Regions from separate parts of the Homo sapiens genome. Here region 2 is linked to region 1. Evidence: chromatin loops called from intact Hi-C (ENCODE). Cell type or tissue: heart left ventricle. All regions are shown on one strand. Links, peaks and the distances in the headings refer to the core of each region. The heading gives the core; the rest is flanking DNA. Region 1 holds the start of LOC127898557 (a long non-coding RNA gene). Region 2 overlaps GATB (glutamyl-tRNA amidotransferase subunit B).

The links. Peaks named below come from ENCODE experiments on the same cell type or tissue, not always from the same donor. Only the 100,000 strongest peaks of a DNase experiment are listed, where the experiment ranks them.
Region 2: it touches region 1 in a loop (2.4-fold over the local background); 6 of 110 quality-filtered maps call a loop at or near these places.

The regions. Positions count from the first base shown.
Region 1 is chr4:151,794,993-151,807,279 of GRCh38, forward strand. It overlaps LOC127898557 (a long non-coding RNA gene), which reads left to right and starts at 4,367. Exons shown (of 4, transcript NR_183042.1): 1 at 4,367-4,625; 2 at 4,910-5,032. It overlaps LOC105377488 (a long non-coding RNA gene), which reads left to right and starts at 4,367. Exons shown (of 4, transcript NR_183038.1): 1 at 4,367-4,625; 2 at 4,910-5,032. In heart left ventricle, for the core only: a CTCF peak has its summit at 6,805; no DNase peak of the experiment used is centred there; H3K27ac peaks cover 1,828 bases.
Region 2 is chr4:151,679,057-151,691,343 of GRCh38, forward strand. It overlaps GATB (glutamyl-tRNA amidotransferase subunit B), which reads right to left. Exons shown (of 13, transcript NM_004564.3): 10 at 9,574-9,707; 11 at 757-835. Among named protein-coding and RNA genes, the nearest start is that of GATB, 76 kb to the right of the region's middle. RefSeq lists enhancers at 8,406-8,906, 8,907-9,407. In heart left ventricle, for the core only: no CTCF peak of the experiment used is centred there; no DNase peak of the experiment used is centred there; H3K4me3 peaks cover 381 bases; H3K27ac peaks cover 3,674 bases.

The DNA.
Region 1 (12,287 bases), core at 1,953-9,952:
GCCAGGAGTTTGAGACTAGCCTGGGCAATAGAGCAAGACTGTCTCTACAAAAATTTAAAAAAAAAAAAAAATTAGCCAGGCATGGTGGCATGCACCTGTAAACCTAACTACTTAGGAGGCTGAGGTAGGAGGATCACTTGAGCCCAGGAGTTTAAACCTGTAATAGTGAGCTATGATCGCACCAATACACTCCAATCTGGGTGACAGGAGAGACCCTGTCTCAAGAAGAAAGAGATCTACACAAGAGAACCTTCTAAGTCCTTGATGTTCCTTCTTAAATGGAGTTTTAGCTCATTGGGTGAGGAAAGTGTATACGTCTTATCATTATCTAGTTTGTGTCTGGTGCTAGAAAAATGTTATTGTCCCTCCAATAATTCTTTCTAACAGACCACTTTTGAATATCCTAAATTATTTTAAAGTGAAATAAAATAAAGAAACATAAAATGTAGATTTGATGCCAGATCTATCCAAGCCCATCTGTATACTTGTTTATTTTTCAAGAGGCTTCTTTCATTAGAAATTTGGACATAAACGATGAAAGCTTATTGGATTGTTTTTGGTCATGTAGTTGAAAATGGCTGTGGTGGGACAGTAGCTTTAGAGGCTTTTCAAGGGTATTATCCAGTACTTTTTCTGATCTTGTGTACATGTACCAGCCCTATTGGCTAAACATCCATAATTATTCTCTTGACTTTTCTTTGTGAATCGATATTGCTATTGAAAATAACATCCCTGAAGACAGAGCAAGGTAATATTCATTTTTTAAAAAGCTATCTTATTATGTTTACCTTGCTGTTAAGTGTATTTCTTATTTAGCCTAGAAGTGCTGTAGTGTGGCAAAATATTGTAACTTACATAATGATTGTAATTTAAAAATGAAAACCACTAGGTATCTTTTCTTCTTTGCTTTGGTTTTGCTGGCTGTATGATTGTTCTGGCTCTATCTGTAAACACACATAAAATGAATAACAGTAAATGAATTACAGAGGTATAATTCCATTGAGGGTTCTGTAAACAGCTTTTAGCCTCAAGAGCCAAGCTCTTACAATCTATATCGAATCAGAATTGCAAGACAGAATTACAGCTTTGTTACTCAAGGTTTGCTTGTTGTTAATTTTATCGAGGACATAAAAGCTAATATGAAGCATCTGTTGCATCCTTGGCCCCTTTAAGAAACCTGTATCCATGGCAGCTGATATCAGGTAGGAGGAATCCTCATAGGGTATTATAAAAGAGAGAGAGAGATGTCTTGTTCCTTGAATATCTCTTTGACACTAGATCCCTGTAGTGGGAGGGTTGGGATGAATTTCAATCTGTTCAATCAACTTGTAGTGATTGAGCTCACACCGTTGGCAGGTCCTGTTCTAGATGCTGGGGTTACAGCAGTGAACAAATGAAGCGAAATCCTTCCTGCCCTTTTGGAGTACTTATAACTACAACTAAATCAGTACATGTGACAACCCATTTCACACAAAACCAGCTAAGGAAAGATAGTTTAGGAGGGCCTTCAGGGCGGGGGTGGGAGTGTGTTCTTTTAAATAGAATGGTTAAGAAAGATTTCACTGATCAAACGGTATTTGGGCAGAGACCCCAAGGAAGCATGGGAACAGTCCTGATGCAGGTCTCTGGGGGAAGAGCCCCCAGGCACAGAGGGCAGCCTATGCAAAAACCCTGAGACAGAAGGCTTGGCGGAGGGGGCAGCAAGGCTAATGTGGCCAAAGTCAAGTGGGCGGAAAGGGAGTGATGGGGCATGAGGTCCCAGAATATTTGGGGGACTGGATCTTAGATTGGCTTTCTAGGTCAAGGGAAGGCTTTGGGATCCTCTGACAAGAATGGGAAGCCATCAGAGAGTTTCAAGCCGAGAAATTACATTTCGAGAGGATCATTTGGCTGCTTCATAGAAAACGCATAATGGGGAGGCAAGGGTTTAAATAGGAGAGTAGTTATGCTACTGTACAAATCTAGGCAATAGATTAGAGTGGCTTGGAAGAAGGTGGCAGGTGGAGGCGTTAAGGTGGATTCTACTTTTGGTTATATGCTGAAGGTAAAGCCAACAGAATTTGCTGACATATTGGATGTGGGATCACTTCACAGTCTCATTTCCCTGGAATTGCTACAAGGTACACAAAGATCTTTGAGATTTCTCCTCCCACCTGCTTTGGCCTTGATGATAGGTGCTCAAATATTGGTCATATTTGGGGTTTGCATCTTCCTTTGCTTGTTTTTGCCCTGGGCACATATATAGCATTTGCCAGGGCACGAGAACATGATTCTGCTGCCAATTCTGTTTTCTGAAACTGAACTTTGTGCTGCCACTGCAGGGCGTTCCCACTAAAGCTCAGCAGTTCTCCTGGATACAAGAACAACAAACATTTCCATTCTTCCATACACCATCACCTCTTTGCATTCATTATTCCTCCACCATCATCTTAGATGTCTCTTTCCTTCAAACTCTGCCCAAGCCTGAACTGCTTCGTGTTTAGACTGATGCAATCTTCATCCTGGTTTTTTTTTTTTTTCATGCTTCCAGAAAGCTAGCAGCTAGTAGCAAAAATTATCCTTATCCATCTTTGTTTTTATCATCTCAGATAAGTACAAAATCCCTTTCAGTTTTCTGTCTAGGCTTCCAATTCACTCTCCTTCCACTGTACCTCCCTCCTCCCCACCAAATTTAAGTTGATTAGCACATATTCTCATCCTTATTATTTTCATCTTCAGCACATATTTATATAATTTTGGATTCACTCTGGCAAACCACTTTGAGAACTGTGAGCAAATAAAGCAAGCATAGGGTCTGAACTGGGGAGAGGTTTTTCTTTTTTTCCATTGTCTGGTCAATCCTGCCTAGTACAAGAGAACTGAACACAGTAAGCTTTACTGTAATAGCAAACAGCACTAGGAGGGGTAACTCTTTACCCTGCAAATCTTCATTTTTTCCTTAGTGCAAAATAATTGTCATGTTCATCATTTATGCAACCTATCAAATATTTCTGGCTGTGTGCCTTCTGATGCACAAAAGAGGATTGTACTTCTTGGCCCCTTTTTGGTTGGATGAAGTCATGTGATGAATTCTGGCCAATGACTTGTGAGTGGAAGTAATACAATTTCTCAGCCAGTGCATTTAATTGCCAGAATAAGAATCTAGTTCCTTTCCTCTCTTGGGGATGTTGGTGGTGACTTCTAAGATGGTGATCTGGATCACTGATGGTGGCCTGGGTTACTGAGTTACTCTGGGGAGCAGATTCTTTTGACAACCTGTGGTGGATATGCAATATGAATGAGAAACCCTCATTTTTGCCACTGATATTTTAGGGTTGTTTATCACTGCAGCATAACCTAGCCTATCCTGGCTGATATATTCAGGTCATCTCATTCTGTGATAATTACTTGAGTTTTCAATCCTGTTAAATTGAGAACAGGACCTCAGGCAAATAAGGATTTGGATGGATGTAAAGGACTAACTTAAGTTAGATGCCAGAATGGTCTATTCTGGTCATGGGAGGCCTAAGGATGATGGTACTAGAAAGGGGGAAAGGGTTGCAAATGGAAGAAGTAGAAGGACCCTGAAGGCAAAATGAAAAAATAGCTGGAGTTTATCTAAGATTGGTACTGTGGTCTCATACAACTTCTCCATAGTGACAGAAAAGAGATTTAGTAATCTCTAACACTTGGCCTAATCCTAGATGCCTCCCAGCTGGGGGTCGCATTTGGTCAGGAAGGAACTTCCATGGTGACAAGAAGACAAGGCCAGAGGTACCACTTTGGAGGTTTCATAACCTCCAAAGGGGATAGATAACATGACTCATTTTCCCAGCTCTATTGTGGTTATTCAAATAAGTGACCATAGTCAATGTCTGTGAGCAGCTGCTGCAAGGTCAGGAGAACTCACCAAGACCTGATGCTGTTTCAGTATCACAGCATGTCAAAGGAATGATTTCTAGCTTCCTGTAGACACCATTAGCTAAATTGCAGTATCTGCTTCTCTTATCGTCTTTGCCAGGGTCATTGTTTCTTGCACTGAACCTCGGAGGAAGGATGAGGAGAGAGGTAGGTGCCTTCTGCCTCCCTCTCCTTTGGTATGAAGCCTGCTGGAAAAGAAGCCTGCTGTTTAGAAAGTTGCTTTGTTTCTAATTGGCATGAGGAGGCTTGAGAGAACCTCTACTTTTTGCTTGTGTTATGATTTTGTGACAGTGGGAAGTCAATCTTAGAGCATTTACAGCTCTCCCGAGCTGTCAGTAACTCAGAGACTTCAACTCCGATCAAAACCTATGACTAAAAAAAATTACCATAATCCAGTGACAGGCATGAAGAGAAAGCCATAATAATACTGATAACAATGTGCCAGTTAAGAGGCTATTATATTTAGTGCCTTACTTCAGCACAGAGAAATCGTCTCAGAGTTGCCATTGATATAACCAGTGCCTTGTTAACAGATGTGACCTGATCTTTGCAGGGCCTGTCTCAGATACTTACCTGTATATACCTGTGGGAGGAAGAAGAAAAAGGTGTGTCCACCTAGAATAATTTGTTTGCTGGAAGTTCTGTTGTTGGCAGAAAATGGAAGCTACAAACTAGTGTGGTTATCAGCAGGGAATGGGATCAAAGTTTCAGTCCAACAAGTCCAGGTAATTGCCCGAACCACACTGAAAACTCTCTTCAGGGTCCTCTAAAACACTCTATGTTGTATCTTTTGCACCAGAGCTGTCCTCTCCACGGTCATCCAGGAAACTTCTTTGCCACTCTACCTTGACTTTGGACACTGAGTAGTAATACCACATACTCTGATCTCATTTTCTTGGGGCCTCTGTAGGGGACTCCAGCTGTTTGATAAGCCCATTTGAGTTAAGTTGTTAATGCAGCTAATGGTGTAAGGTGTGCCCTTCTGACTCATCTATTTGCATCTTAACAGGCAACTTTCAGCTTGAAGGCCAAGGTGTTACTACTTAGAATTTAGGGCACAGAAGGCTGGTGTGTGTCGGCAGTGATATTTGGGAGAATGAGTCTGTTTGGGAGACACTTTAGGTCATACCAGGTAAGTAGCATATTCCTTTGCCTATAGATATAGGGGGAGTGATACAGCTTTCTATTTGCATTCTGGGACTCTGTGAATCTCTTCAGTTCTTTAGAATCAGTTAAAATGCCACCTCTTCCAGACACCCTTCCTTTGTGGAAATGGGATGCATTGCTTACTGGCCTCCCCTCTGAACTTACTGTACACAGCTACAGTACACATAATCTGAATATACTTGGAGGAGTGCACATACAACTGTTATTTAAGCAATATAGGCAGTCATGTGTCATAATTCTGTATGACTGAATAACAATAGTTACTCCACCACCAGGCTAGTGAGCCCTTTTGAGAAACCGAGTTCTCTTTTGGAATAGAGATTTCAAGTCTAAGGGGCCTCTCTATTTACCAACTATAGATATTAAACTGTATTAAAGATGATTAATACAGTTATAGGTTGGGAGTAAATTAGCTATACCACCTTTTATCATCCCCACAAGGAAAAGGGTCAGACCTTTGACATATAATACAATCCTTGCAACCTCTGTTTTATAGAATCATACTTGTATTTCTTTTTTGGCTATCTATTTTCTGTGTAACAAACCATCCCAAAACTTAGTGACCTAAAACAATAACCAGTTTATTTGCTCATGATTCTGCAATTAGAGCTGAGCTCAACTTGGTGGTTCTTTTGCTGGCCTTGCCAATGGTCACTCATATGACGGCATTTAGCTAGCTGTACAGCTGTGGCCTAGGCTCAGCGGGAATGCTGGCATGGCTGGACCTCACTCTCTCTCTCTCTTTCTCTCTCTCTCTCGTCTTGAGAACTCAGGGGCCTGGACTTCTCCAAATGATCTCTCCAGCAGAGAGGCTGGACATCTTCTATAGCACCTCAGGGCTCCTAAGAACGCGGAAGTAGGAGTTGCCAGGTCTTATTAAGACTGAGTCCTGAAACAGGTGCAGCATCACTTCCACTGCACTCTCTTGGTTAAAGCAAGTCACATACCCAACCCAGAGTGGAGTACATGAGGTCCTGACTTCCAGGAGGTGTGTACACCAGGAGGGGTGTTTCACTGGGGGCCATCAATGTAATGAACTGTCATAGCAAGTGAGGCAGAGCATTGATTCTAGCAATTCTTTTAGAGACTCTGAGACCCTTGGAGACAGAACTGTAGAGATCATCTAGCCCAACTCATTGAGGAAACGGAGGTCCTGATGACTACTGTCCACAGGGGCCGTGTGGATGCTCTGGGTTTTCGCTTAAAGAAGTGACAAGTTAAGGAACCATATATATTTTGTAGAGAAAAAGGTCTTGAAATGGTAGTGGCCAATTTTCAAAAATTTCAAATACATAGCATATCCCAGAGAATGAGGATATGCTATATTTTTAGACAAAGTATGCTAAGTCACTACTGATCAAACAATCACTGGAATGACTTGACAAGAGGAACAGAGTGCCACTTATCTGAATTCTCAGCCAAATGGGAGGATGTTTCTTTTCCTTTATAGGCTTATTGTTAAAAGGTGTTTTGTACAACCGAATAATTTCCCTCTAAAGAAATAAAAGAAATCCTGGGAACCAGTAAGATTCATGACTCCTGCAAAATCCTAAATTTCCCTCAATAATTTCCCTTTTCTAAAAAGAAAAAAAAGTCGCTGGATGACCAAGATTGTTCTAAATTCCTGGGTTGGTATTTAGGCTCACGGAGTAGTTTCTTCAGTTGAGGTTTCTGAGCATCTTCTCAGGAAGATGGCGCTGCCTCAGACTTTCCCAGCACAGTGCCCCTAGTGGCAGAAGAGAAGGTTGCGTGCTGCTGGGCTCTAGCTCTAAATGTACCTGAAAATACTTTTTCTTGAATTCTCCTCTTAATCTTTAAAATTTATGTTAACCTTTCCTTCTGCTCTATGATATATTCATAATTGTTTTAAAATAAAATATAATGTTTTAGATTATTCATCACTTACGGGGATAGTCAAGGCTATCCCCGTTTCCCCCTCCCCTCCCCTCCCCTCCGTCTAATTACTGGACATCTTTGAAACACTTGACAAAATCAATTATTTTTTAAATTTTAGATTAAATTATTTTCGGCAAACGTTTTAAGTCCCTCCCCTTTGACCTCCGTGGGACGAATATACAGTCATATACTACATAACAACCTTTCTGTCAACAACAGACCACATATAGAATGGTGGTCCCATAAGATTATAATGAAGCTAAAACATTCCCACCACCTACAGAGGTTGTAGCCGTGGGAAAGTCGTAGCACAATGCATTACTCACGTGTTTGTGGTGATGCTAGTGTAAACAAACCTGCTGTGCTGCCAGCCACATGAAAGTCTAGCATATGCAATTATGTACAGTATGTAAAACTTGATCATAATAATAAACTATGTTACTGGTTTATATATTTACTACACTATACTTTTAATCGTTATTTTAGGGTATACTCCTCCTACTTAGAAAAAAGTTAGCTACAAAATAGCCTCAGGCAGTTACTTCAGGAGCTATTCTAGAAGAAGGCATTGTTAGCATGGGTGATGACAGTTCCATGCTGCCCCTGAAGACCTGCCAGTGGGACAAGATGTGGAGGTGGAAGACAGTGAGATTCATTGTCCTTACTCTGTGTAGGCCTAAGCTAGTCTGTGTTTGTATCTTAGTTTTTAACAAAAAAGTTTAAAATGTAAAGAAAATACATAATTTTAAAAATAGAAAAATGCTTTTAAAATAGTATATAAAGAAAATATATTTCTCAGACATTGGTACAATGTGTTTGTGTTTTAAGTGTTATTACAAAAGAGACAAAAAGCTTTTAACAATTTTAAAATGTATAAAGTAAAATAGTTACAGTAAGCTGAGGTTAATTTATTATTGAAGGCTGTAAGTTAATTTATTATTTTCTAGATAAATGTAATGTAGCTTACGTCTACAGAGTTTATAAAGATTACAGTAGTGTGCAGTAATGTCCCAGGCCTTCACATTCACTCACCACTCACTCACTGACTCACAGAGCAACTTCCAGTCCTGCAAGCTCCATTCATGGTATAAATGCCCTATACAGGTGCACCATTTTAAATTTTTTATAGTGTACCCTTACTGTAGCTTTTCCATGTTTAGGTATATGTAGACACCCAATACTTAGCATGGTGTTGCCACTGCCTACAGTATTCAGTACAGTATCATGCTGTATAGGTTTGAAGCCTAGGAGCAATGGGCTATTTCATATAGCCCAGTGTAGTGGGCTATACCATCTAGCTTTGTGTAAGTACACTTGTGTTAGGCCGTTCTTGTGTTGCTATAAAGAAATACCTGAGACTGGGTAATTTAATAAGAAAAGAGGTTTAATTGCTCATAGTTTTGCAGGCTGTACAGGAAGAATGTGCCAGCATCTGCTCAGCTTCTCGGGAGGCCTTGGGGAGCTTTTACTCATCTATTTTTATCAGCTGACTGAACACGTCTAAGCAAATACTTGGCGGCACCTCAAAGTTAAGTGTCCAAAACTGAACTCATTATGTTCTCCACAAAATCTGCTTCTCCTCCTGTATTCCCAATCTTAACACAACCATCTTCCCAGCCACCCATGTTAACAACTTTGAGGATATATTTGACCTCTCCTCCTCATTTCCCAAGCCTAGTCACCAAAATCCTGCTGAATCTAGTTCTAAAACATACAGAAAAACCTTTTAGCTAGTCCAGGACCACACCATCTCTTGCTTGGGCTTTGCTTAGCTCAGGTCACTATAACAAAATACCATAGAATGGGAGGTTTAAATAATAGACATTTATTTCTACAGTTCTGGAGACTGGGAGGTCCAAGATAAAGATGCAGAAAGACTTGGTTCTTGGTGAGGGCCTTCTTCCTGGCTTGCAGACTGTTGCTTTCTTGCTGTGTCCTCACATGGAGGAGACAGGATGTTCTGGTACCTCTTCCTCTTCTTATAGGGGCATTAATCCCATCATGAGGGCCCCATTTACCCTCTTGACCCCTGCTAAACCTAGTTATTTTCCAAAGTCCTGCCTCCTAGTCCCATCACATTGGGGGTTGGGGCTTCAACATATGAGTTTGGGGAAGATACAAACATTCATTCCATAACAGACTTTTACACTGATGTCCTAAATTTCCCTCTCACTTTCAATCTTTTCTCCCCTCATCTACACAGCTTTCAGATTTTTTTTTCTAAAGTACAGTAATGGCACATTGCTCACTTGGGTAAGTTTTCAGTAGCTCCCTGTATTATTTAACCACGACATTTGCAGCAAGGCAGAATCAGGCCCAACCCATCCATTTCATCTCCAATTATTCCTTCCTCTGGCCCCACCCTCTCTTCTTTGTTTCTCTTTGCTAATACTCTTTCCTCTGCCTCTTTCTGTGCGGCAAGGCAGATGATACTCATTTTTGTTTCTCGCTCACCTCAAATGTGATGGCTTTCATGAAGTCACCTCCGCAGACAGAATTAATCATTCTCTTATCTGTGATTTATGGGTCAGTGGTTCTTAACATTGGTTGCATATTAGAATCACCTGGTGTATTAGTTAGAGTTCTCCAGAGAAACAGAATCAACAGAATGTATGTATGAAAGAATACACAGGATAGATATTTATAATAAGGAATTGACTCATGCAATTATGGAGGCTGAAAAGTCCCAAAATTTGCGGTAGGCAAGCTGGAGACACAAGAGAGCTGATGTTGTAGTTCCATTCCAAAGGCCAGAAGGATCAAGACCTAAACAGAGCCAATGTTTCAGTTCAAGTCCAAAGGCAGGAAAAGAAAACAACAACAACAACAAAACCCAGCATCTCAGCTTGACGATAGTCAGCCAGGAGGAATTCCCTTTATTCAGGGGAGGATCAGGCTTTTTGTTCTATTCAGGCTTTTCACTAACTGGAAGAAATCCACTCACATTGGAGAGAGCAATCTGCTTCACTCAGTGTATCGATTTGAGTGTTAATCTCACCCCAAAACACTCACACAGACACACTCATAATAATGTGTGACCAAGTATCTGAGTACCCTGTGGCCCAGTCAAGTTGATATACAATTAATCATTACACCAGGGAAACTTAAAATATACACTGATTCTGCTGGGATCCAGCCCAGGGCTTTTGTGGTTTCATTGGTCTGGGGATTTTTCCTGAAGCCAGGGGAAAATTGCCAACTAAATTTTCATATATATGATTACATTACATATGTAATTACATTACATATATTATGTTATGTGTAATATAATTATATGTATATATGTATGTGTGTATATATATGCTACTATATATATATTATATGTGTGTGTATATATATATATCTTTCAATAGAGTGTGGAATCCTTAAAGGCAGGGTCTGGACTTAGCCATGGTTATCTCAACACCGGCCTGGAAATTGAACCACACTGTGGCATAACGGTTATGATTATGGTTATGGTTATGTTATGGGTTGAATTATGTCCCCCCCAAAAATTGAAGTCTTAATCCCCTATGCCTCAGAATGTGACCTTGTTTGGAAATAAGGTTGTTGCAGATGTAATTAGTTAAGATGAGGATAATGGATGTAGATAAAAGATGAAATACTGGAGTAGGATAGACTTCTAGTGTCCTTATAAGAGGAGAAGAGACACTGAGACGCACAGGGAGAATGCCATGTGACAATGAAGGCAGAGATTGGAGTTGGTAGCTATAAGCCAAGGAAAGCCAAAGGTTGACAGCAAGCCAGTAGAAGCTAGGAAGAGGCAAGGGTGAAACCCTATGGGTTTCAAAGGGAGCACAGCCCTGCTGGCACCTTGACCTAGGACTTCTGGCCTCCAGACTGTGAGAAAAGAATACACTTCTGGTGTTTTTTTTTTTTTCTGAGACGGAGTCTCACTCTGTTGCCCAGGCTGGAGTGCAGTGGCGCGATTTCGGCTCACTGCCAGCTCCGCCTCCCGGGTTCACGCCATTCTCCTGCCTCAGCCTGCCGAGTAGCTGGGACTACAGGCGCCCGCCACCATGCCCGGCTAATTTTTTGTATTTTTGGTAGAGATGGGGTTTTGCCGTGTTAGCCAGGATGGTCTCCATCTCCTGACCTCGTGATCCGCCCGCCTCGGCCTCCCAAAGTGCCGGGATTACAGGCGTGAGCCACCGCGCCCGGCCCTACACTTCTGGTTTTAAGCCGCTGAATTGTAGTACCTTGTTAAGGCAGCCCTAGGAAACCAATCAAATAACCAGTAAGAGTGAAGCTGTGCTTGCAGGAGAGGGGGGTGCACTAAATTTATGGGAAGGTAGAGTGGGATAAACAAGAATTGGTCATTCTTTCACTATGGTGTGAGGAAGGAGTGTTTTGAGAATTACTTGCTTATTTTTCTGTTTGAGCTTTAAGGTTTGGGATTTTCCACATGCTGGTGATCTTGAGATATATAATTGAGTCCCTTGAGTTGAACACCTTTCCAGAAATGATCACCCGAACTGATAACTGTTCTCATTTCTCAAGCTACCCATAGATCTACTAGAAATTAATACGCAGACCCCTGGCTTATCCATTTCTCATTTTTTTCACTAAAGCTTGATCAACTCAGGGCTCATTCGTCAGAGCACATTTCTGGATCTGTAAGATCTGGGATGAGTCAGGGGCTCACCAAGGTCATTGGGAAGCACTGCCTGCCCAGCCATCTGCCCCTCACTCTTTGACGTCTCTTTAAATTAAACACCACATCCCGTGGTAAAATTGTTCTTGCTCTATTAATAGCCAGCTTGGCTCGTGTTGCACTGAAAATCCACGGAGGAAGGGTGTCAGAGAGAAGAAAAAGGCTACAGACCCAAGGGCACATTTCTTGGTCAGATGACTCCAGTCTCTGAGGAATCCCAAGAATTCTCTGTGTAAAATGCCTGGGCCTTCTCCTCCGCTTCTCCTGTGACTTCTTTTTCTAAGATCTCATCAACCAAAGTGAACTTTCCCCTTTTCCTTCCCCAATATTTTCATGCTTGAATTTATTTTTGATCAGGAAATGCTACAAGGTTACTTTAAGAGAAGTATCCAAACCCCTTTCTGTGGACTCATGAGACATTTCTAACTTCATCCATGTCATTACTGAATTAAAATGGAAACCTTCCACTCCCAGTTGTTACTGATGCTTTCTGCAGCCGCATCTTTATAAAATTGTGATATAATTTTACAACTGATTGGCCTACAATTTTATAGGGCTGCCACAAACTCACATCTGCTCCCCGAGATGGGCCCTGGTAGCTTCCTAACTTCTCTCTGTACTATTTTCTCTAAATTTCCCATCCTGGCCCTGACCGAGTGCTCTTTCCTTC
Region 2 (12,287 bases), core at 2,929-10,928, 110 kb before region 1:
AGCTAATTTCTGTATTTTTAGTAGAGACGGGGTTTTGCCATGTTGACCAGGCTGGTCTCAAACTCCTGACCTCGTGATCCACCCGCCTCAGCCTACCAAAGTGCTGGGATTACAGGCGTGAGCCACTGTGCCCGGCCCTCTGGGTATGTATTTGTAAGAATCTTCTGAATTCCACGAGTCTGTCAACTGCCTAGCACTTAGGCAGAGGTATAGACAGACAAAAGGCTGCTTAGGATGATGCTATTTTTCTGAGTTTTCACACACCGGGCATGTCTGTAACATTTTATCTACAAAGTGCAGAGTCTGACTTCACCCTCCTTGTTGAGGACAGACTCTCTGAGGGCAACCATGCAGCAGGGACAAGGGAGCCCTGGGACTGGCTGGGAGGCGGTGTGGGGGCGGGACAAGAGCCCCAGCAGGCTGAGAGCTGAGCTGAGGCTGCCTTGGGCACGAGGGAAAGTTCTCAGGTGTAAAAGGGCTACAGGAGACATGTCAGGCGGAGATGTTCAGGGCAAGACCAGACAATAACTATTTCCCCAGGTTAGCGGTGATGACGAGAAGCAAACTGCCTGCATTGCACATATTGGCTTCATACGCTTGCTAAATAAAATGTTTCTACCTTTCAGCATTAAAAACACCACTACTGGCATTTAATACTTCCATGATGAAAGTCACTCAGTGATGGCATTTGGGTGTCACAGAAAACATTTCTTGGGACAGTAGCACAGTCAGAAGCTGTCGGGAGTGTGGACATACCTGTTTAGCTGCTGATGAAGAAATTGTTCTGCTGTCCAGCAGGTCAAGAAGCTCAGCGAGTGCAGAGGGTGTGACAGGACTGGTGGCCCCCAAAAGAGAAAACACATTTACATTGCACACTGTCAGGGCATCCATGAATGGCTGTTCGGAATCAGAACACTTGCTCTAGTGGGGGTAAATATCGGACCCACGCCTAGGGATGAAAACAGCAGGCCAACTGGGCTCTCTTTTATTTTACTTATTTATTTTATATCTTAGGATATAACAAATTTTTGTGACTAGTGTTCTTTCTTTCACCACCCAACAATAACAGCTGTTTGGCAGAAGTTGTAGCAACAGACAACTGCTCAGTGTAATTAGTCAAGAAAAGGAGGTGGCTGCAAAATTCATGAACCACAACAGGAAAGGGAAAACAAACTCCAGTAATTAAATATTTTCAACGGAAAGATCAGCCTAAAAATTACTTAAAAAAAAAAAAAACCAGCTAACAAAGTCACGTTTCTGAGTGTTTCTGTGCAAATATAAATTCCTTTAAATTGCAAGAGATTTTCTGCAAGGGAACACAATGACTACCAGCCACATTTTCATCCATCCTCAGGAACCTGATACATAACTCTCTTCTCCAGGCTCACACAGCTTTCTGGACACAGAAGGGCCTAGAATCCACTATACCTATATTTCTAGGATGTGACTTATTTGCCAATATCCCATGAAAGAAAAGGTCAGGGGCATCCAAGCATAGTGAAACAGCGAAGTGTCATTAATTCACTTGAAGGTGAATTAATGGTAGGGGTGAGTGCCTAAATTATGGAAAAGACAACAGTGAATTACAAACTATTTCTTTTAAAATGCACGGTTTTCTGACTTCTAAATACAGGTTGAGTTACCTCATCTGAAATGCTTGGGACCAGAAGTGTTTCCAATTTTGGATATTTTTGGATTTTGGAATATTTGCATTATACTTACCAGTTTAGCATCCCTAATCCGAAAGTCTGAAATCTGAAATGCTCCAGTGAGCATTTCCTTTGCACATCATCGTCAATGCTCAAAAAGTTTTAGATTTTGAAGCATTTTGGATTTCCAGGTTAGGGATACTCAACCTGTATTTATAGCAACTAGGCTCATGAGATGCTGCCTATCTGAGATCATTTGGGGACTGGTTTTAAAAAGGTAGGAATGACATCAATAGCACATTAGTGTTACACTGTGTAAATGAGGGCTTCTGAAATGCTTCATGCCACTTGAAAACATCTTCTATTTAAGTCTTGGTTCCCATCATGCAAAATTAATTTCTTTGGATGTGCTTAGAAAATACAAAGGAAACTACAGCTTAGTCCCTATGCCGATTTCCCGGGCTCTAAACCAATGGAGTGTGTGTTAACCAACTGACTTACTGTACTCTAATTCAAGTGCAGTGAAACCCTATTGGGGCTGTCCACTTAAAACAGCTGATGTACTGAGGCAGCCCATCATCCTGTAAGTGTCTGTTTATCCCAAAGTATGACTAAAAGGCAATTCCAAGTGAAACTTAGGTTTGGAGAATATCTGGTGTTACTAAATTGGTATTCAGAACATCTGTGAACCACCCTGATTAAACCTCAAAAGGAAGAGGGGCAGCGGGCGGCTAAACAAACTAAAAAAACCTACCTTTACTAACAAGTAAAAGGCAGGCCGGATTTTTCTAAAAGCGTGGGTTGCCTGGATGTTCTGCAATCCTAGAAAATACCATGGCCCATTATCTTAGAATGCAGACTGTGTGCAGAACCCATAAGAAGCACTGAGGTGGAACTGGATTTCTTGAGCGTGCAAAAGATAAGGTCCCTAGGCCCATACAAGTCGATGATTGCCTTGGTCTGTTTGGGCTGCTCTAACAGGTTAGTACCAAAGACGACATGGCTTATAAACCATGGAAACTTTATTTCTGCTCTGGAGGCTGGGAAGTCCAAGATAAAGGCGCTGGCAGATTCCATGTCTAGTGAGGGTCCACTTTCTCACTGGTGGCACCTTCTTGCTGTGTCTGCATGTGGTGGAAGGAGCGAGGGAGCTCTCAGAAGTTTCTCTGATGAGGGTGCTAATCCCATTCATAAAAGCCCCTCCCTCATGACCTAATCGCCCACCAAAGGTCCCATTTCCTCACACCATCACCTTAGGGGTCAGGATTTCAACACAGGAATTTGGGGGAGGATCCCAACATTCAGATCGCCGCAATGACATAAAAGACGTAGGGGTGGAGAGGGACAGAAAAGGAACACAAAATAACTAAAAATAACGTCGCCTTTGAGAAGTTCATCTAAGGACCTTAATTCATCAGTTGGGTCATAAATTTAGACTACAAAATCTTTCCACTGACGTAATCACACTTGGGATTTCTCCATCACTTTTCTGTCCCTACGATGCCTGTCACACAGTAGGTCATCATATTTGTGTCACAGGCTTCCTCACACCCATAGGGATGTCTGGCAGACTGCACATGTTAATTCCACATATGCCAGGGCTAAACTTGAGTCAGACGATGACAAAGATCAGTACCTGTCACACAGACCCCGAAAGACCCCACTCATCGCCTAAATAAATAAACCCTCAGACTCGACACGCAATGGCAGCAGCAGCACAGGCTACTAATTTGCTGTTGTCAGGTAATACTGGTTTCTGGATAGTGAATGCGTCTCCGCTGAAGAAGAAACTGACACCGCGGCCTTCAGCTCTGTGTGCTGCTCTCTTCCCTCCCATTCTCTGAGGCCGCGGTTCGACAGAGGAGGGGAAAGGGGCTCTTTCAAAGCTCCAAAATTTGTCCAGTCCCTCAGAGCTCATTCAGGATCACAGCTCCATCTCCTGCTTGGATGAGAGCAGACAACGCTGATGCTTCTACAACCACCCCCGACCCCCCGTGAACCATGCTGTCTGTCCCAATCCCCCAGCTTATCTCAGGCCCAAAGTCCACCTTCTCTGCTTCTGTTAAAACAGGATGCAAGAAGAAGGAAGACATTGGGACTTGGGCCTCCAGGTGGTACCTGCTGCGCACAGGATTCTGTGTTCATCTCACGGATTTCGCAGTGCCCCTAGCTGGCGTCCCACCAAGCGCCTGTTCCAGGCAGCCCCCTTCTGCTCCCCTCCTCTGCACATGCCCTCACCTCCCATTTCACAAGGACATCAGCTGAGCCACGGTTGAGAACTTTCTAGGGCACTCTCCTCCTCCTCTTCCATCAAACAACCCCTCCACCCCTGCTCAGAACCCCACTCTTTCCACTCCTCCGAACCAAAGATGCTGGTTTCCCGTGTCCTGTGGCTTGAATCTCACAGCTTCACAAATGCTCCGATCTTCCCTGTCTTGACAATGCCTTTGGCTGACCTTGCAGTCACTTGCGTCTGCCCAGTTTCTTGCTTTAACAATAACGATCTAGCACCAGTGGCTACTACCTACCCTGTGTAAGCACATGCCATCTGGATTCTGTGCCTACCCCTCTATAGAAGCTCTTCTCTTAAAAATCAACCCCCTTGCTTGTGGCCAAACATTCAGCTTCTCCCCATCCCGCTGCACCCTGACTCCTGGGGCTGCACCGTAAGCTCCTTGTGAAACCTCCTTCTTGGGCCTCCGGAATGTCCTCCTCTTCCTTGCCTGTCCCTCTGCTGCTCCTTGCCAGTTCATGCCAGGTGGCTCCGGTGTCCTCTTGCTGGGTCCTCTGACTTGACCCCTAGCCGTGAGGAGGATGCCCAGGGCTGCCGCTGCTGCCTCAGGTCCTGTTTCTCTCCCTGGTTGATGTCAACCACCTCCTGAGAGGCCCCGTTCACACCTAGACAATGTGCTCTAAACCAGGATGGCAAACTTCTGGAAAGAGCTAGGGTGCGCATATTTGAGGCTTGGTGAGTGCCCTCTGTCACATATGCTTCTTTGTTTTAACAAAGGTAAAAGCAATTCTTAGTCACAGGCTCTACAGAAACAGGCCAGAGGCTGACATGCTATAGTTTCCCAATCCTTATCCTAAGCCAAACTTGTCTTCCTCACAGACCAGCTCCTCTGCATTTCCCACCACCCATCTTCTGTCTCAAATGATGACAACACCACGCTTCTAGGTATCAGAGTGCAAATTATCATGTTGTCTTTGCTTTATTCATCACCTACTCCCTGAAAAATCTAGTACCTTATTACCAGATCCTAGTGATCCTTCCAAACATGAAATACGGCCATCCTGCCTTTTGCATTCCCAACACCACCACTTCTGACTTGCTGTGGGTCTGGCCACAGTGAGCTCAACAGGTTTCCAATGCCTGCAGCCCATCCTTGGATGCTATCCTACATTTCATGCTGTGGGACACATCTTCCTCTCACCTCCAGTCCCTTCTTGGTTTCAAATCCTTCCCTGCTCCAGTGCTCAGAAATTGTTGCCCACAGCTCACCTGAAACACTGGGGCACTCAACTGGCTTGGACAGCTGGATAGCTGTACCTGCCTAATTTTACCACAAAATGCTTGCTCAGGAAATCTACAATGTCTACTTTCTTAACTAAACCAAATCTGTTACTCATAATTCAGAAGCTGTCAACCAAATAAACCAACCTTTCAAGCAATATACTCAATTAAAAAGCCAAGTTCAACAAGAGGTTGGACCCTTCAAACATCAGTCTTCTGAGAGGTCTTTAAAGATGAATGCTAATTCACGTAATCATTCTCTACCAATTTGATCTCCAGAGTGTTCCTTGCCTGGGTATCATTGTGAGACTATAGCTAGTTTTGCAGCTACTGCCCTTCTAAGCTCTGGAAACATTAGCACTCATAGCTGAGGCTGTTCATTAATTAATGTTTGCTCTATGGGTAGCCTAGTATATCAGTCCAGCTAAACGTTCTTTGAACTGTGTAGGAAAAGAGCTGCTATGGTTTGGTTTTGGCTTCTCAGTCCTTGTTCCATTTAAACTGTAAAACACAACTGTTGCCTGCTTCCTCTTTACTTGATTTTGGAACAACCAAGCCTACCTTTATTTAGAATTGGGTACCCTTCAGGTTCTTAAAACTTTACTGCTTATAAACTGCTTGGGTAAATACCAGGGGCTCCAGGTCCACTCAACAGGCTAATTTATCTCTCAGCTCCTTTAGAGGCCACCAAAATGACTGTTAAACCCCTAACTTCACAGACCAACATATACAGAAGCCGATCACAAGCCAGGCGACTTGGCTTCCAGTCTTTGTGGCTGTGCCATCTGAGGCAAGTCACCTTATCTCCTAGGGCCTCCGTCACCTCGTCTGCTAAATGAAAGAGCTGAAGATCCCTAAGTTCTCTTCCAGGACTAAAGTTCAGCAATTCCGTACATTTTAACCAACAACATAGAAAAACTAAGTTTAAAGCTAAGAAATTTCTATTTCCTCCAGAAGCGCAAACACCTCATCTTCTTGGAGCTTTCCTGGACTCTTCTGGCTGGTGTGAATCTCCCTCCTCTCTGTTCCCACTGCACTGTGTCTAGTTCTAACACTGGAAGCATCCCATTCTGCCTTGAATTAAAATTCTGATGCACAAGTTCTAGTCCTCCCCAGGAGGCTGACAGCACCTGTGGGGTAGAACCGGGTCCTGGTCATCCCCCACACACTGCAGAGTGGGGCTCTGCACCTGATGGGTTCATGGCTGAATCCCCCTGACGTTCCAGAGGCTCCCTATTCCGGCTCAGCTCTGGCTCTGCACACAGCCACACCTCTTGGCCTCTTTCCACCCTCTGCTCCTGCCAGCTACGCTCCTCTCCTTCCCAATCATTCCAGTTCTTTGCTGTTCCTGCACCTGGGCTCCAGGTAGGCACTGCCCTCTCCCTCACCAAATCCTGTTGAGCCTTGAAGACTCTGGTAGAGCTGTATCCCATCCATAAACTCTTCAGCACGGCTCCTGCCTCCACAGAACAGCCACACATTTTCAGCACCAACACCAGAATTTCTGAATGGAGAGGCCAAACCCGGGAGGACAGGGATGAAAGACCAAGAGGCGCGGTGGCTCACGCCTGTAATCCCAGCACTTTGGGAGGCCAAGGCGGGCTGATCACTTGAGATCAGGAGTTCGAGACCAGCCTGCCCAACATGGTGAAACCCTGTCTCTACTAAAAAGAAAATACAAAAATTAGCTGGGTGTGGTGGCGGGTGCTTGTAATCTCAGCTACTCAGGAGGCTGAGACTTGAGAATCACTTGAAACTGGGAGGTGGAGGTTGCAGTGGGCAGAGATTGTGCCACTGCACTCTAGCCTGGGTGACAGGGCGAGACTCTGTCTAAAAAACAAAACAAAACAAAAAAAAGACAAAGAGGCAGCAGATGCCACAAGAGTTCAGGAGGGTGGCAGGTGCTCTGGTATTCAGCACACCACCCTGGCAAAGAGAAGGTGGCTCACACCGAGGCCCACAACGTGCCGGGCACTGTGACTTTTTCCCTCAAAAGCTCTCTGAGGCACGTCCTGCCATTTTCATTTTACAGTGAGGAAACTGAGGGTCAGAGGGGGAACTCATTCAAGCTGAGCAGCCGAGTCGGGAAGGGAACTAACACCCGGGCCACACTAACACATGGATGTGTGCATCCATATCCAGTGGCTGAACATGGAGTTGACACCATCTAGAGTTAACTTATTTGGGCAAACAACTGTTGGGAGTTATTTGTCAATATCTGTCTGTCTTCACTCCCCGGGATGCTGCTGAGACAATGACACACCCACCCAGCCTGGGCTCCCCCTGCCCCGGGACCTTGCAAGGGCCCTGCCACCTGCCTATGTGCCCCCAGAGAACTCTCTTTCTGATGCCCCAAAGTGACACCTACTGCCCATTCTTTCCTTCTTGAAACTTGCCTCTCCCTTGGCTTCTGTGTCACCAGTCCCCGCCCCGCCCCCCCCCCACCCCCCAGTTTCCTGGTTTTCCTTCTACTTCTGTGCCATCGCGCCTGCATTTCCTTCTCTGTGCACGCTTCCCAGTTAAAGGCTAAAGAGCTTCAGGTTCGTTCCCCAGCCACCCTGGCACGCTGCACCCTCCCTGAAAGTTCTCATCTGTCCAACAGCTTCAAGTACAGATGCTGCTGAGTCCATGTTCCACTTACGTTGTGCTGTGTCCCTGGATTCCCCAAACTCTCATGCCCAGACTCACCTCAGATTTCTCCACGTGCTTTTCCCCATGCCTGGAACACTTTTCCCTGTCAGCCTTGGCCTGTCCCTGCTCATCCTCTCCTCAGGTCTTAGCTTAGCTGCTACCTTCTTCCCCTCTCAGAGCACCCCTGTCACTGACTGTAGCCACCAGCTTCAAGGCTGCCTGTGCTTTGATTCAGGGCTGGTGTCTGTCCCAGGAACTGCGCTTCTCATGCTGGGCACAGACCTTAGCACACAGCAGAGGCTAAGTGAACATGAGCTGAATAATGAACCAACGAGATAACTCTCAACTGCAAACCTCCCCAAGATCTTATCAGCTGCAGACTCATAGATCTTGCCTACTGGTTAGCCCCGTGGGGGTGATGTCTGTCCTGCAGGCAGCTCGAAGTCAGCACGTCTGAAATGGAATACGGCATCTTCCCTCACCCCCGGCCTATAAAGTTTATTCCTTTTCCTTTAGCTCCTCCTACATTGAAAAAGTCTGCCCTCTGTTTCACCTCTGCCCAAGCAAGAAATCTGGAAGTTCTGCCAATTGAGATAATTGCTCTCAACTTGGCCTAGCTCACTTCAACCCAGCCACTGCCACCTTGGCTCAGGCCTGGGGCATTTCTCATCCGCATTCCTGAAAGAGGTTCCCAAATGGAATTCCTGCTTCTAGTCTGCTCTCAGACGCTGAATATTTGTGTCCCACCCCAAATTCCTATATTGAAGCGCGATGGTTTTAGGGGATGGGGCCCTGGAGGAGTAATGAGGTCTAGAAGAGGTCACGAGGGTGTGGTCCCCATAGTGGGAATGGGGATCCTATAAGAAGAGATTGGAGGGCCTTCTCTCCCTCCCCCCTTCCTGTTTCACCCCTCAACTCCTGCCTGTCATGTGAGGACATCTGTGAGCCAGGCAGAGGGCTTCACCCAGGAATGCATCAGCTGGCACCCGGATCCTGGACCTTCCCCACCTCCAAAATCATGGGAAAGACATGTTGCTGAAGCCACCCAGTCTATGGAATATAGTGGCCTGAGTTGAGTGAGACACACTGCATTTCCGCAGTGTGAAACTGGCATGAGCTTGTAGTCTATGGCTGTCAAGAGCTGGTGATAAAGGCAGACACAGTTCTCCAGGTGGCCCTTGGTCATCTCCGCGGCTCTGTCCCCACCATTCCCACCTGCCTGCCTCCGGCCCCTGCAGCTTCTGGCGTTCCTGAGCCTGCTGTGCTGCTGCTCTCTGAGCTTCGCACTCTGCTTTGTCTGCGTGATCTGTCCCTCCCACTGCAGAGCGACTCTCCCCTAATGCTTCAGGGCATGGCTCAAACGTCCCCTCCCGAGGGGAGCCCTGGTTGGTTCCCCAGCCTCTGTTCAACTCCCCTTTTTGTGCATTCCCAGCACCCCGTGCATGCTTCTGGCATGACAGGATCACCCTGGGGTGGCTGTTTCCTTACAGATCTGTATCCTCCACAAGTTTGTAAATGTCTGTCTCATTCATCTTTGTGCCCCCAGCCTCTGACACAGTGCAGAGGACACAGTGCACAGTCACAGATTTGAAGGAATAAATACATTTTTACACGGGCTAGAGAACATATTTAGAATGTGGAGTCCACAGGGGATGTTTGTGTCATGTCAGGATATCCTGAGGGAGAACAGCAGGAGCAAAAAAATGGACCTGCCCTATTTCCAGCACTTCTGGACAGAGCTCATCACAAAGGAAGAAAGAAATCCCAGACCTCACTCACCTCTCACTGACAGCGAGGTTCTGTTGCTTTAAATAGCCCAGAAAAGTGTTGAGGACCCAACTAGTCACCTTTTTTGGCTCTGCCCTAGTTTCTTTTATCACATTTTGGAAGAACTCCAGTAGGCCGACTTCGTTCTGTTAAAAAAAAAAAAAGAAAATTACATAAAGCCTCCCCAAAAATGAAAGATCAGCATTCTGAAGGCAAATCTGAAACTGTCCCCTCTGCCTCCTCTGAGACAGCCACTTTTTCTTTGCTAAACCCTGAGATGTCACCAGAACATTCTGATCACTTTCAGCTAATGACAACTATTCTACTACTGTCACTGTGCATTTACATAGCATTTTCTCAAAAGGATAAACACATTTTAGAGAGCCCTGACTTTGCAGACCAGAGGGATGGTGAAATTCCACATCCCCCAAACCCACTTGCTTTCTCCGTGTCTGCTGTGTGTAACCTGCACTCTCCATCCCTGAGCTGTGAACTGGGCCTAAAATGTTTGGCCTGACTTTAATGCCCCTGTTCTTTCCAGGCCTGTCCTCTGCTGAAGTCCCAGTAATTGCTAGAAAAGAGGGTAAAAAACAAAGCAAAATCAAGAAAGAACAAACAGAATATTCTACCTCTGAAAAATCAAAAGTGGATCATACCTGTACTGATTCTCACATCATGACAAGAAATAGACAGGAATGGTTCTGAAATGTTTTCAAAGTGAGGGAGAACATGGGCACATGTGACCCACTTAGGCCACTTAATAACAGGTGGAGAGGGCAGCAGTGTCCCAGCCTTCTGAGCTGGGCCAGGTACAAGATGCCCTGCCTCTCATCGTTTCCTGGGGAAATGATCAGCTGGAGACTTGTTTCATCAAGACTGTACCACTTCTCCCCCTCTGAACTGTCAGCCCCACGAGTCAGGGCTGTGCCCTCCCTGTTCACGATATAGCTACAGCTAAGTCCATGCTGGGCCATGGCAGCTGCTCAGTATTAGGTTGGTGCAAAAGTAACTGCAGTTTTGCCATCTTTCAATGGCAAGAACCGCAATTACTTTTGCACCAACCTAATATCAGCAGACGGAATTGGTGTCTCCCGTCAGCATGTATGTGTGTTGGAAATCACACATGAGGCGCGCATTCTTATCATACCATGTTCACCTTTAAATACTGCAACTGCCACAACTATGCATACGACCAGCCCTGAGGCACTTACCAGGTTCTATACTACAGCTTGCTGCCAGCTCAGATAGTTTTGACACAATCAAGAAATTTAGGTAAGTCCACCCCTACTATTTCAATAAGAAAAATAAAAACTGTGCTGCTCAGAAAGGGAAGGCTGAAATTTCCAAATTCAGAGGATATACGTTTTAAGTAGCAGATTTCCTTTACCCATGGAAATTCAAATCAAACAAACTTTTCTTGAAATATTCCTTTTAAGTTCACACTGCACCTAAGGCTTCTACCCCTGCTCCTTTCAGAGACCCTTCATTAACCAAAAGAATTTTCTGGAAAAAATGAGATACTGGAAAGAAGCAAGATATACTAACAAAAGTGCTCTCCAAGTGTAGCTATTGCAGCTGCTGGAATACACACACAGGCATAGCAGAAATTCCATAATAATAAAAAACCCTACATGTTCTTTGTAACAGATAAATTCTCTGGTGACAAGCCTGCTGAATAATCCTGCAATCATCTCTTTAATCTCTTTTCAAGCCAGTGCTATTATTCTGCTCATGCTAAACCAGGGCAGAGGCCACCTCGGCAGCCCAAGCTTGACTACAGATAAAGGCAGAGCCAGGCAACTTGAAGAGGAAGTTCTGCTTAACTTATGGAAAAGTATTCAAACTTCTACAATAGTACACAAATCACTGGGGAAGCAGAAAACTGCTATCTGGCCCAAATCAGACGGGCAGAATTCCCTTTGTTCTAACCCAGACAGGCTGGCCCACTGGTAAAATGAGCTGTCAGGAGAACTCTTTGCTTTGCCAGGGAAAGGGTTTTCTAAATCCACCTAGAAATATTGCACTTAAACTCACAGGCTTGGCTGAGTTGCTGGGACGTGATGCATATCTATTCCTCTACCCTTGGGTGGTTTTTTTATTGGATGGATAACACGGCAAGTCAGATTTCTGTTTGTCTTTTCATGTCAGTGCTGTGATGAAGCCTCTCTGAGCTGGAACTGTACTTCACTAGGGGATACATAGTTTCAGTCCACAATTTAAAGCAGACAGGAAAATCTGTGGTGGTGATGGGGTGAGCTATAGCGAGTGGGGCTGAAGGAGGCTGAGCTGCAGCCACCCAGGAAATGATGGATCAATAAAAGCTGCACATGGGCTGCCCGCTCTGCTCTTCATAGCAGAAGCTGCTTCTGAGGGAAGAAACACACACATTCTAGTTTCCTCATCTTCTTAGTTTTTCCATGAGATTGGCAAATGCTAATAAGCTTGGCACGAATCTCAGAGTCTCTGGTGAACATGTCAGTGCAGCCATCTGGTTTTCTCAGAAAAACAGTGAGCTGGTAATTCCCTTACATAAAAATCATATGAAGAGCAATGCAGAAAGGCTACAGCATTAGGGAACCTTTAATGTCCTCCTCAAAAGCAACAAGCAAGCATTCGACTCAGGATGAATCTACCCTACATGCAATAGAACTGCAACTTCAGCGACACAGAGAGTCAAGTTCCCTGGCTGACTGCGACTCTAATTGTTCCTTCAGAGATGGCTAAAG